Linked DNA regions of Homo sapiens: region 2 is linked to region 1. The links are chromatin contacts, found by Hi-C in ENCODE. All regions are on one chromosome and are shown on one strand. The core of a region is the stretch at or near the end of the contact, and the rest is flanking DNA. Distances in the headings are between cores, read along the strand shown.

Evidence for each region. A loop is a pair of places that touch in the nucleus more often than their neighbours do. Pooled maps may share reads with other maps.
Region 2: a loop to region 1 is called in a map of PC-9, with 13 times the contacts of the local background. The contact joins two enhancer-like sites. A Hi-C loop is called at or near these places in 5 of 168 maps with a recorded cell type or tissue (IMR-90, K562, PC-9 and 2 more), 5 of 37 single-sample maps with no recorded cell type and 23 of 50 pooled maps.

What each region holds. Positions count from the first base shown.
Region 1 is chr2:232,134,762-232,139,622 of GRCh38, reverse strand. It overlaps DIS3L2 (DIS3 like 3'-5' exoribonuclease 2), which reads right to left. Exons shown (of 21, transcript NM_152383.5): 8 at 2,904-3,151. Among named protein-coding and RNA genes, the nearest start is that of MIR562, 35 kb to the left of the region's middle. RefSeq lists a silencer at 1,490-1,784. Within about 2 kb of position 2,087, at least 2 of the 41 ENCODE cell types and tissues checked have a DNase peak (open chromatin) inside an H3K27ac peak, as active enhancers do.
Region 2 is chr2:232,441,428-232,446,288 of GRCh38, reverse strand. It overlaps the pseudogene DIS3L2P1. Among named protein-coding and RNA genes, the nearest start is that of ALPI, 12 kb to the left of the region's middle. RefSeq lists enhancers at 1-38, 2,146-2,783. Within about 2 kb of position 2,974, at least 4 of the 41 ENCODE cell types and tissues checked have a DNase peak (open chromatin) inside an H3K27ac peak, as active enhancers do.

The DNA of each region.
Region 1 (4,861 bases), core at 838-3,337:
GTTTTGTACTGTAGGTAGAACTCAAAGAGATAAGCCATTCAAGCCATCTGTTTTATCCACGCTCTTTCCCAGGAGTCCCACAGCGCTGCAAATTGGGTGTGAGTCATGGATGGGACTCTGGACCCCCACCTCTGCTTGAAACTACTGACGAGGGAAAACACCTGCCTCAAGCTAGACCAGTAAGATTTTCCACCATAGAAATTCTGTATTATGATCTAGACTTTAGTATGTAACTGCCATAGGACTGGCAGTGCCATTTTGGGGCCACGTGTGCTGTTGTGCAGGTAGAAGACTACTGTGCAGAGAGAAGCAGAATAACACAGCTCATGTGCAAAAAGGGGTAAAGAAAAGATACTGTGTGGTGGCTGGGCTAGTCACAGGGGTGAAAGAGAAGCTGTGGTTCCTTTGTTGCCTTGTTAGTTCTGATTTTCTCATGAGACTTCCTCCATTTCCTGCTCTGGTTTTTAAAAGAATCACCAGCTTCTTATATTAATCTCTACTTTTATTTAAATTAGTTCAAGTGGGATTACACTTCTTAGAATCAAATTATCGCTATGATATATACATGCAAAAATCCTTTTGCATTAGACTATAAGTTCCTTAAGTAACGAATCCATAACTTGTTTACCATTGTATTTCTCAGATAATATAGCATAGTGCTTTACACATAGTTGGATCAAAACCAGCCTGGTGAACTAAATGTAACTACAGAAGAGGAAAATGACTTTGAACTTGAATAATTAGAAGCAATTACATAGGCAAAGGAAGTCCGATACTTTTAAGGAGAGAGGTATAGGAGTTGGGAACAAATTGAGAAGGAAGCCACCTTAGCTAAACTTGATTTTTAGGGATAGTTTATGTGGAAGCTAACCATAACACTTTCGCACCCACAGCAGGTATTACCGTCACACTCCTGGTCAAAGCCTGGCAAAGATAAGGGAGGAAACCTAGGCAGTCATAGCACAGCATGTTCTGATTAAGAAAAAGTGACCTCAGTTCTTAAAGATCAGTAACGGATAACCAGAACAAAATGGCAAGGCGACCACCAACATACTCAACAGCTGCAGCCCTCACCCCTCATACAACAGACGTCATTTGAGAAATTCATCAGGAAAACCTACCATGTTTTATTTCTTAAAATAAATTTTCTCTTCTTCACAAAGATTTTAAAAGGCATATTTCCATAAATGACAATTTTTATATCCTTATATTAAGAAGGTAGAGAAAAAGCATGATGTTTCCATCTAAATATGATTATCTTCATTTTTTATTTTGAAAATTACATGATTAATATGTGACTTTTTAAATATTATTTCTTTAAATCCAGCAAATGTGCTTGAGGCTTCAAAGACCTGACTCCCTTTTTGTTGTATTTTACCTTCAAGAAAAGGGTTCCTGATGAAGTAATGGCTCAGCTATAAAAAAAATAAAAATTAAAAAATACCTATAAGGCCATGAAAGTAATAAGAGAAACTCATACTATGAAGATTTCCTGACTACACCCTTACAACTTGAAAACTAAGGAAGTAGTCCAATCAAGTACACACAATGGGATACGACAGAAAGGCAGATAAAAAACAAGGCTGGATTTCCTGGTTTGATGTGAAAGTCTTCCTCTTTTACTGCCAAACAGAGTGTGGCTGCACAATCAACAGGACCAGGTGGCACAACCGTTACTGGGCCTTTTGATTTGATGGTGAGAAACGGGCAAGCTTGTAAGAAGGACTATTTAGGGCTCAAGGGGTTGACATCACTTTTGGATAATTAGTTAGGCTTAAAAATGATGACATTGCAATCACACCACTTGAGAGGAAAAAAAGAAAGTACAACTGTTCCTAAGTAGCTATGAGATCATTTAAATCACACCAATCTTCATATAACTGAAAAAGTGGCACAGGGTAGTGTTTCTTATATATGAAACACTCTTACATATGACACACACATTTGATTTGGCTTATTTTGCTAGGCATAAGAAGCTAAGTATAGAATAAACCTGATAAAAGCAGCACATTGTAGCCATCCATTCAGTGCTGACTCTCCTACCCATAGGACATTCCCAGGAGGGTGCATCCTGTACAAGTTAGATGACCAACAAGCAAGTCATTAAACTAGACTAAAAGTAAATCAACAGGCTCTTTTCTAGATTGTATACCTTTATAGTCATTTCCTGTGAAGCATAAACCAGACATCATCTATAATAAACACTTAACATAGCTAAAACTTACTGCTTTTCTTTCAATATGAATACCAGTTCTAAGAAGAAAATAGGCATAGCATTTGGTCAAACAACTGGGTCCAGCAGTTTCTTCAGATGAAAATGAAGTGGCCATCCATGATGCTCCTGGACTATGTCATGTATATTTAAGTTAGATTGATCTCTGACAGCATCCACAAAAACATGATACCCTTTTCCTTCTTACAATAGGGTAGTTTTTAATGCCACAGGCAAAATCAATACCGAAAAAGAATGCCATTTAAATATACCTTCATGTTCATATTTTAAAGCAAAGGAGCCTGGGGTCTCCTGAATATGCCTAGACTTTGCATGGTTTAACACTAGCATCTGCAAGGAGAGGACTGGTTGTTTGATGCAATGAATTATCTGTGGTACACAAGTACAAATAGGACACATGACATAACTAAATAAGTAGAGGCTCGGAATGTTCATGTTTTACGCCAAAAAACAAAAACAAGAATGTGACTGCCTGGTAATTCAAGGAACATACAGGCAATCAGTTGAGGTGGCAGCTAAGAGTGACTTCTGAAGAATCAGGACCAAAATACACCAGAAACCGTGCTTCAATAAAGAAATAATAATTAAAATACACAAAAAGTTTACCTAAAGACCACCTAAACTGAGTTCTGCCTGTGACCTGTGGTTTTTCCTACCAGAGATCACCTACCCCAGGGCAAAATTGCAGTCCTCCTTCCAGTCCACAATGCGGCAGATGAACAGTGTGTTGGCATAATCTTTAGGCCGTGCCACAAAGTCCTGGGGACAGTCCTTGAGAGGCACATAAATTCTAGGCACTCGGTGGTCTGAGGGAGAAAACAGGGCGTATTTCCTAAACAGTTCGCTGTTCTTATCAGCCAAGAGTTTGAGGAAGCCGGTTGCTGCTCGAGAATGTTTTTTCTCCAAGATGTAAACCACCTAAAAACACCAAAGATATAGTCAATGTTGTTTATCTGCAGAACTGAATTACACTTGGGAGAGGTCAGCAGGTTATAATTTGATCAACTAGCAGGAACCAGCAGTTTTTCTAGGTCAAAATAAGTGCCTCTCAGTGATGATCTGTGACTTAGTAATCTATATTTAAGTTGTAAGAAGTACCTAGTAGGCATACATATCCAAGAAAAATTATGCAATACATGGATGAATTAAATCAAAGTGCTTTTATTACCATGACCTGTGTCTTATAAAGACATGTGGGACTCCAGCAGGGAAGTACAGCTCCAGGTATTTGTTTCACATTATATTTTTCTCACATGAACAATACTAGTATCTCACACAAACAACACGGTAGGTGCTTTTTGCAAAAGTAAAAGGGTTATCAGACATAAATTACTTCTCTTAATTATGTCTTGAATAGCTGAAAGGAGAAATATTTGATCTTCCTTCTTTCCAAGATTAAGCCCAAGCTCTAATTTGACTAGATGAAGATTGAGGCCACCACTCCACCACATACACATGTGATTTCCATCAAGAGAGAAGTATTCTCTGAGAAAGTGAGTCTTCTCCCTCACCACCCCCTCCTCAACACATTCTTCCTGAAGTGCTTCCTTTCCCTACCGTAGCCAGTCTGCAGGCTCATCCCTTCCTCAGAGCTTGCCGACATCCCACCAGACCCCTGAACAAAGATTCAGCCTGCAGTTGAGCTGGCTGCTGCTCTTCTCTATGTCCCTGACTCCATGTGGAATCTCAGCCTGTCTGCAGGAAACCTCCAAACCAATTGAGTGCACCACACCTCTCCCCCAGTCACTCCCAGCTACTACCCCACAGGAAAGCACCTTAGGGCACCCGTCTTCTCATGCAAGCTCAGTCCCAAAACATGCTCTACTTTCTTCCTCTTAACTCTTCCTTCTTCCCTGAAAAACAGCTATTTTAAACAAACTGCTGTGCCCTCTTTCAAGAAGGCTGTGGGACACCCCCCTTCGCCACTCCCTTGCATGTAACTGTCTCTCCTAAGGACTGCCTTCCCCAGCCCATTTAGGAAGAGGATGCTCCTTTTCCCACATACAGCCTCTGAAATGGGTGTCCATGTTTTCCCATGCTGCACTGCCACACCCAGACCTTTACTCTTCCAGCCTCATGCATGTATGTGCACCCTCTTCTGGTTCAGGTGGTCCCCATCTTATTATTATCATCTCCTGGCCTCCTGGTTACTCTGTGAAACCTGGCTTACAGTCTGGCCCTCCCACGTCCATCCAGGTGAGTAACTTAGTCAACATCCTGTCCTCACCTTTCCCTATCTCTTCAACGCCAGCAACCTTCACTTCTATTTGATTTCAGCAACTTGTCCTCATGGCCACACCTCAGCATCATCTGGAACTATTCCAATTCCAACACCTCCTCTCCGATGAATCCACCACACAGCTCGCTTGTTCTCCAGTGCTGCACTCCACAGGCTTTTTCACCACATCAAGACTTCTAGCACCTTTAACCCTTGCCTGTTCTCCAAGTCTGTTATCTACGTCTAAGCCTCGAATCCTTTCCTCCCTTCCCAGAGCCACCGTGTGTGTGTGTGTGTGTGCGCACACACAATACCAATACCACATGCACACTTTTTTTTTTCTTGGAGACCTTGCTCTGTCACCCAGGCTGAAGTGCAGTGGTGTGATCTTGGCTCACTGCAACCTCCGC
Region 2 (4,861 bases), core at 1,725-4,224, 310 kb before region 1:
CAGCTCCCGGTTATGAACACCACGTTTACTGCACACAACGGGCTGGACACTGTCCTCCCAGGGCACTCTGGATGTTAGGAAATTCAAAGCCAGGCACAGGGGCAGGTGGTGACCTGCAGACCCCAGGGCCAGCTGGAGCCAAGCCCCTAAGGCAGCATTAGGACAGGCCCATGTCCCCTTGGAGAGAGAACTGTGAGTCAACAGTCACTCAGGGCAGGAGCCGAGCCAGGGACAGCTCTCTTCCTTGTCTTCAGGGGACACAGTTTCCAGAGCGGCCACGGACCATTCGCTGGCCTTTCATTCCTTCACGTTCCTATAAACACAGTCCCCAAAGCCTGCACACCTTGCCGAGCTGTACTGGCCATGGAGGGGCCTGCTCTCTGGTTCCTGGGTCCTTGGGGAAGGGGGCCAGGCCTGACCCTGGGCCTGGAGCCACCATCCCAGGTGGGAGAGCTGGGCGTCTCAGCAAGGCCCATCAGGTGGGCTTTGTGCTAGGGCTGGGGGAGCGAGGGGTGGAGTGTGACCCATCACAGCCTGTGCCCCTCCAGTGCGGGATGGCTTGGGCTGCCCCGCCCGCCCCCGGGCTCTCCCAGGGCACTCACGTTGCAGTAGATGCGCTTCTGCACGCCATAGCGCAGCACCAGCACGTCGAAGGCTTGCTTCAGGACGCCCATCACCATGGCTTCTGACTCCAGGGGGCCACTCTCCTGCAGGGACAGTGCTGCAGCCATGGCACCTCCTGGCACTGCCCTGGGCTCCTCGAGGCCTCCTGGTGAGCAGGTGCCCAGGAGGGTCGGGAGCCAGAGGGAGGTGAGGGGCACCAGGCTGGAGGGCTCACCTTGACCAGAATGGCAAAGAAGAGACCGGTGCTGAGTTCCTTCATGTGCTTGGACGCCATGCGGCCGTCGTTGCAGTGGTCTGCCTGCTTCTGCAGGGTATCGGGCGCCATGTCTAGTCGCTCCCTATAGCCTGGGAAGAGGGGGCGGGGTCGTGGGCGGTGTTGTATGGGGCATGAGGGTGGAGGGCGGGCAGTGGGGAATGGTGATGGCTGGGGGATGAGCTGCATGGTGCTCCACCCCAGACGACAGATTAGGACCCCAGCACCCAGCTCCCAGGGCAGCAGAAAGCAGCCCTCCGAGGTCAGCGCCCTCCTCTCGGCTGTGTCCAGGGCTGGCTGTAGACCCCCTGCAGCTTCCGCAGCACCGGCCCATAGAGAGAGTTCTCAGGTCGGGTTCCCCTACACTTGGGTCGCCCGACCTTTGGACCTCCACCATCACCGCTGAATGGTCTTGGGCCACCGAGCACCCACTGTGGGTGAAGTGTGTGTACAGGGGCATGATGAGCGCATAGTGCCCGAACTGTGCCAGGTCCTGCAGCAGCCCCGAGCAGAAGTAAAGTGCCATCTGTGGGGCGGGTCAGAGCCTGGCCAGCCCAGAGCTTTCCGACTATTCCCAGAGGTCCCATGCCACCCACAGCTTTGCCATCGGCAGCCTTGGTGTGCACAGACCTGGCGGGCTGCTGGCTGCTGAGCAAAGCCAGGGAGGACCAGGGCCAGGACCAGTGCCCCTTTCTGTACAAGGGAACCCAAGGGGAGGCCAGGAGGCAGGCAGAGCCCAGGGGTGCCCATACTTCTCTCCAGGAGACAAATCTGGCCTGCCTGGGCCTCCCAAATGCCCTCAAGGTGGCAGCACTGAGAATGGCCCAGACATGTGCCGTCGCTGCTGAGTCACTGCTGGGCACCACCAGGAGGGAACCGTCTCTGGTCTACCCCTCCCCAGCATGGGGCTGAGGCTGCTACTCTGGCCCAGGAAGGAGGAGGGGGAAGCCTGTGGCCATGTATGACCGGGGGCTGCAGGCGCTGTCTGCTGGAGACACAAGCAGAAGCTGAGGAGGCTGTGGTCTTTGTTCAAGGAGGCCAAGTCCATTGCTCCATCTGGCTAGAGTGGGAGGCAGGCAAGAAAGCCCAGGATGCCATTCCCTGCCCCGTGCAACACAGGCCTCAGGCTCCTGGCGCTTCCTCTCGGACCTAGGCACACCTTTGGTCGGAGCTGACCTCATCCCCTCTGGCATTGATCCCACGCAGCTGAAGCCACGCTTCACCCCAGCACCTCTGTGTCCCCTGGTACTCCACCCCACAGCAGCCAAGGGAGGCAGTTTCCGGCCTGCCAGCCTCGGCCCTTCTCGTCTCTGACACCTGACCCTCCCGGGGGCTGAGACACAGAGGGCTGAGTTCCAAAGGCCCTTGTGCTGGGCAGGAGGCAGGACTGGGGCAGGGGGAGATACCGAGAGTCTCTAGGGACCAGCGCATAGCCCGTCCCAGCTGGGGCCACAGCCCCTGAAGCTGTTTGTCCTGCAGTCTCCGAGCTTTCAGGGCTGGGTGTCAGGGCCAGTGCTACTGCCTGGGAGCGAGTGAACGGGTTCCTCGCAGAGGTCCAAGGTCACTCCTGTGTGTCTCTCTGGCTCCCTTGCTCCCTGGCTGCTGTACACACTCACCCTCCTGTGCCCTTGGCCAGACAGACAGCCAGCTCCCGTTACTCTGTGCACACGGGCCCTGGAATCCAGGGCGCAGCTGATGGTGACCTGCTCCGCTCCCTAACTCCACTTCCCTTCCAGCCCCTGCTGGGCCCTGGGTTAAGTCGGGGGCAAGTCTCTGGGGGAGGTGGGCACAGCCTCCACTCCCAGACATGTCTGGGCTTTGTTCTCAGTGGTGGCCCAGTTCCCCAGATGACCTGGGTGAGGTTGATGAAGGGCCCTGGCCCCTCTTGGCTGGTGGAGGTGGCTCAGGGTCGGGTGGGATGGGTGGGGACCATGGCTTTCCCACAGGCCCAGCCATCCCTGGGACAGCCCTGGGACAGCCCTGGTGTCCTGATGCAGATGCTCACTGGGGACTGTGTGCCCCCTCACACCTTTCTGTGCTCTCTGCTGCTGCTCTGTCCTGTCCCCACCCCAGTTCCCGGGGCTGAGGAACAGGAGCACCGCAGACCTGGTAACTCTCTGCCATCGGATTCCCGGGCAAGGGCGCCTCTGAGCTCCCTGGGAGGCGAGCCAGGAGAATGCAGCCTGTTCGGGCTCTGGCTAACTCCGGAGCGGCTCCGATCTCTGGAGCTCCAGCTTGGCTTGTACCTCCTTGGAGGTGATGGCGTCAGAGGCAGGGACATGGGAGGGGCCCCAGCAGGGCAGAGCCAGAGGCAGTTCTGGGACTCAGGGGCTGCTGCGCCTTCTCTGCCAGGCCTAGAGCCGCTGCAGTGTAGAACAGAGAGAGCCCAGTGGGCACGGCCCAGCCCCTCTCCGCTGTGGGTGCCACAGGTGCTTGGCTGGGCAGACACTTGTGACTGGGGGCAGGTCACGGTGACCAGGCCCAAGCAGGCCCTGATGGCTTCAAACCCAGCAGAGCTTGAAGTGTCAGAAAATAAATCCACTGAGGTCAGCTGAAGCCATCCAGTTCTTGTGAACAGATTGAATCTTCCGAGTGACCGAGCCCCTAAAATATAGCCTGTCCCTGGCCCTGGGCCGGGCCGGGACCCAGAGCCGACCCATCAGCAACCACTGCTCCCGCTGACCCGAGGGTCCTCTGGGGTCCTGGTCCCAGGATGCTCGGGCCCTGCACGGGGGAAGCTCAGCCTGGGACGCTGTGACAGGCATCCCAGAGCAAGCCCAGCTGTCCACCCCACAGGCTGCCACCTCCCTGCAGGCCCAGGCCTAGGCCCCCAGCCAAGTCCGCTTCTTTCCCACACTGGCCAGAGGCTGACAGCTGGTTCTGGACTCCACGTGGGGATGGAGGCTGCGGAGTGTTCCCTGGGACAGGAAGCCACATGGGACCCTGTCTCTCCTCCAGGACCCCAGCCTGACAGGAGGTCTCAGTAGCCCCTCAGCTCCAGGGCACTCTGTCCTTGAGCGAGTGTGAGCAGGAGACAGCGGCTCAAACTCAAGAGGCTCAGGGTGCCCCCTCCTAGGTGCTGCCTGGGGTCGGCCTCCTCTCCCACCCTCTGGCAGAGGAGGAGCAGCCCCCGTCCACCCAGCCATGTCCAGAGCAGGCAGGAACGGTGGGGGCCTGTGCTTGCACGTAGAGGTCACCGGTCTGGGGCCAGTGTGCTCCCGGGAGTGGGGGAGACTGGGGCTGGGCCCTCCTTACCTGCATGGGGACTGGGCTGGGCCCTCCTTATCTGCATGGGCCGGAAGCACATGTTGGTGAGCACCTCCTTCCAGGCCAGTGAGTACTTGTCATCTCCAAATGTTTGGGTCAGGCTTTTCTAGAAGCAAATCCCAGAAACCTGTGTGACATGTGGTCCAGCTCGGGGAGCTGGTGGTCATCCGCTGAGCACCTCATGCCCGGCTCTGGGGGGAGGAGTTGGCTGTGGGGCTCAGCCCTGCCTCATCTCATGTGTTCCGCCAAGTCCCTGTCTTGCCCAGCACCCCCATGGTCTCCCCTGCACCAGTTGGTCTACACCGCCTTCTCCTCTGACTGGTTAGCTCCTGTGCTGGCTCTCCCAGAGGGGGACCCTGGAGAGCAGGGAAGCACCCATCTATTAAATAATTCACGGCAGCAGCCCCAGAGCTCAGCAGCCCACCCAATCCAGAGAAGGCACCGAGGAAAGATCTCTGCTGAATGACAGGATGCCTGGAATGCTCAGGCAGCCCAGGCTGTAAGAGGGCACCATGCTCGCCCAGGCCATAGGAACCCAGGGGGGCCCGGCCCAGGTCCTAGTCCGAGGACTCCCTGGGGCATGTGGCAGTGGTGAGTGGACTGAGGACCCCACAGGGCCAGGAGTGCTGGGCTCCCTTCTCCCTGGGGATGGTGCCTTGTTGGAGGGAAGCCTCCCGACAGGGTCTCTGAGGGTAGACAGGAGAGTCTGAGGCAGCA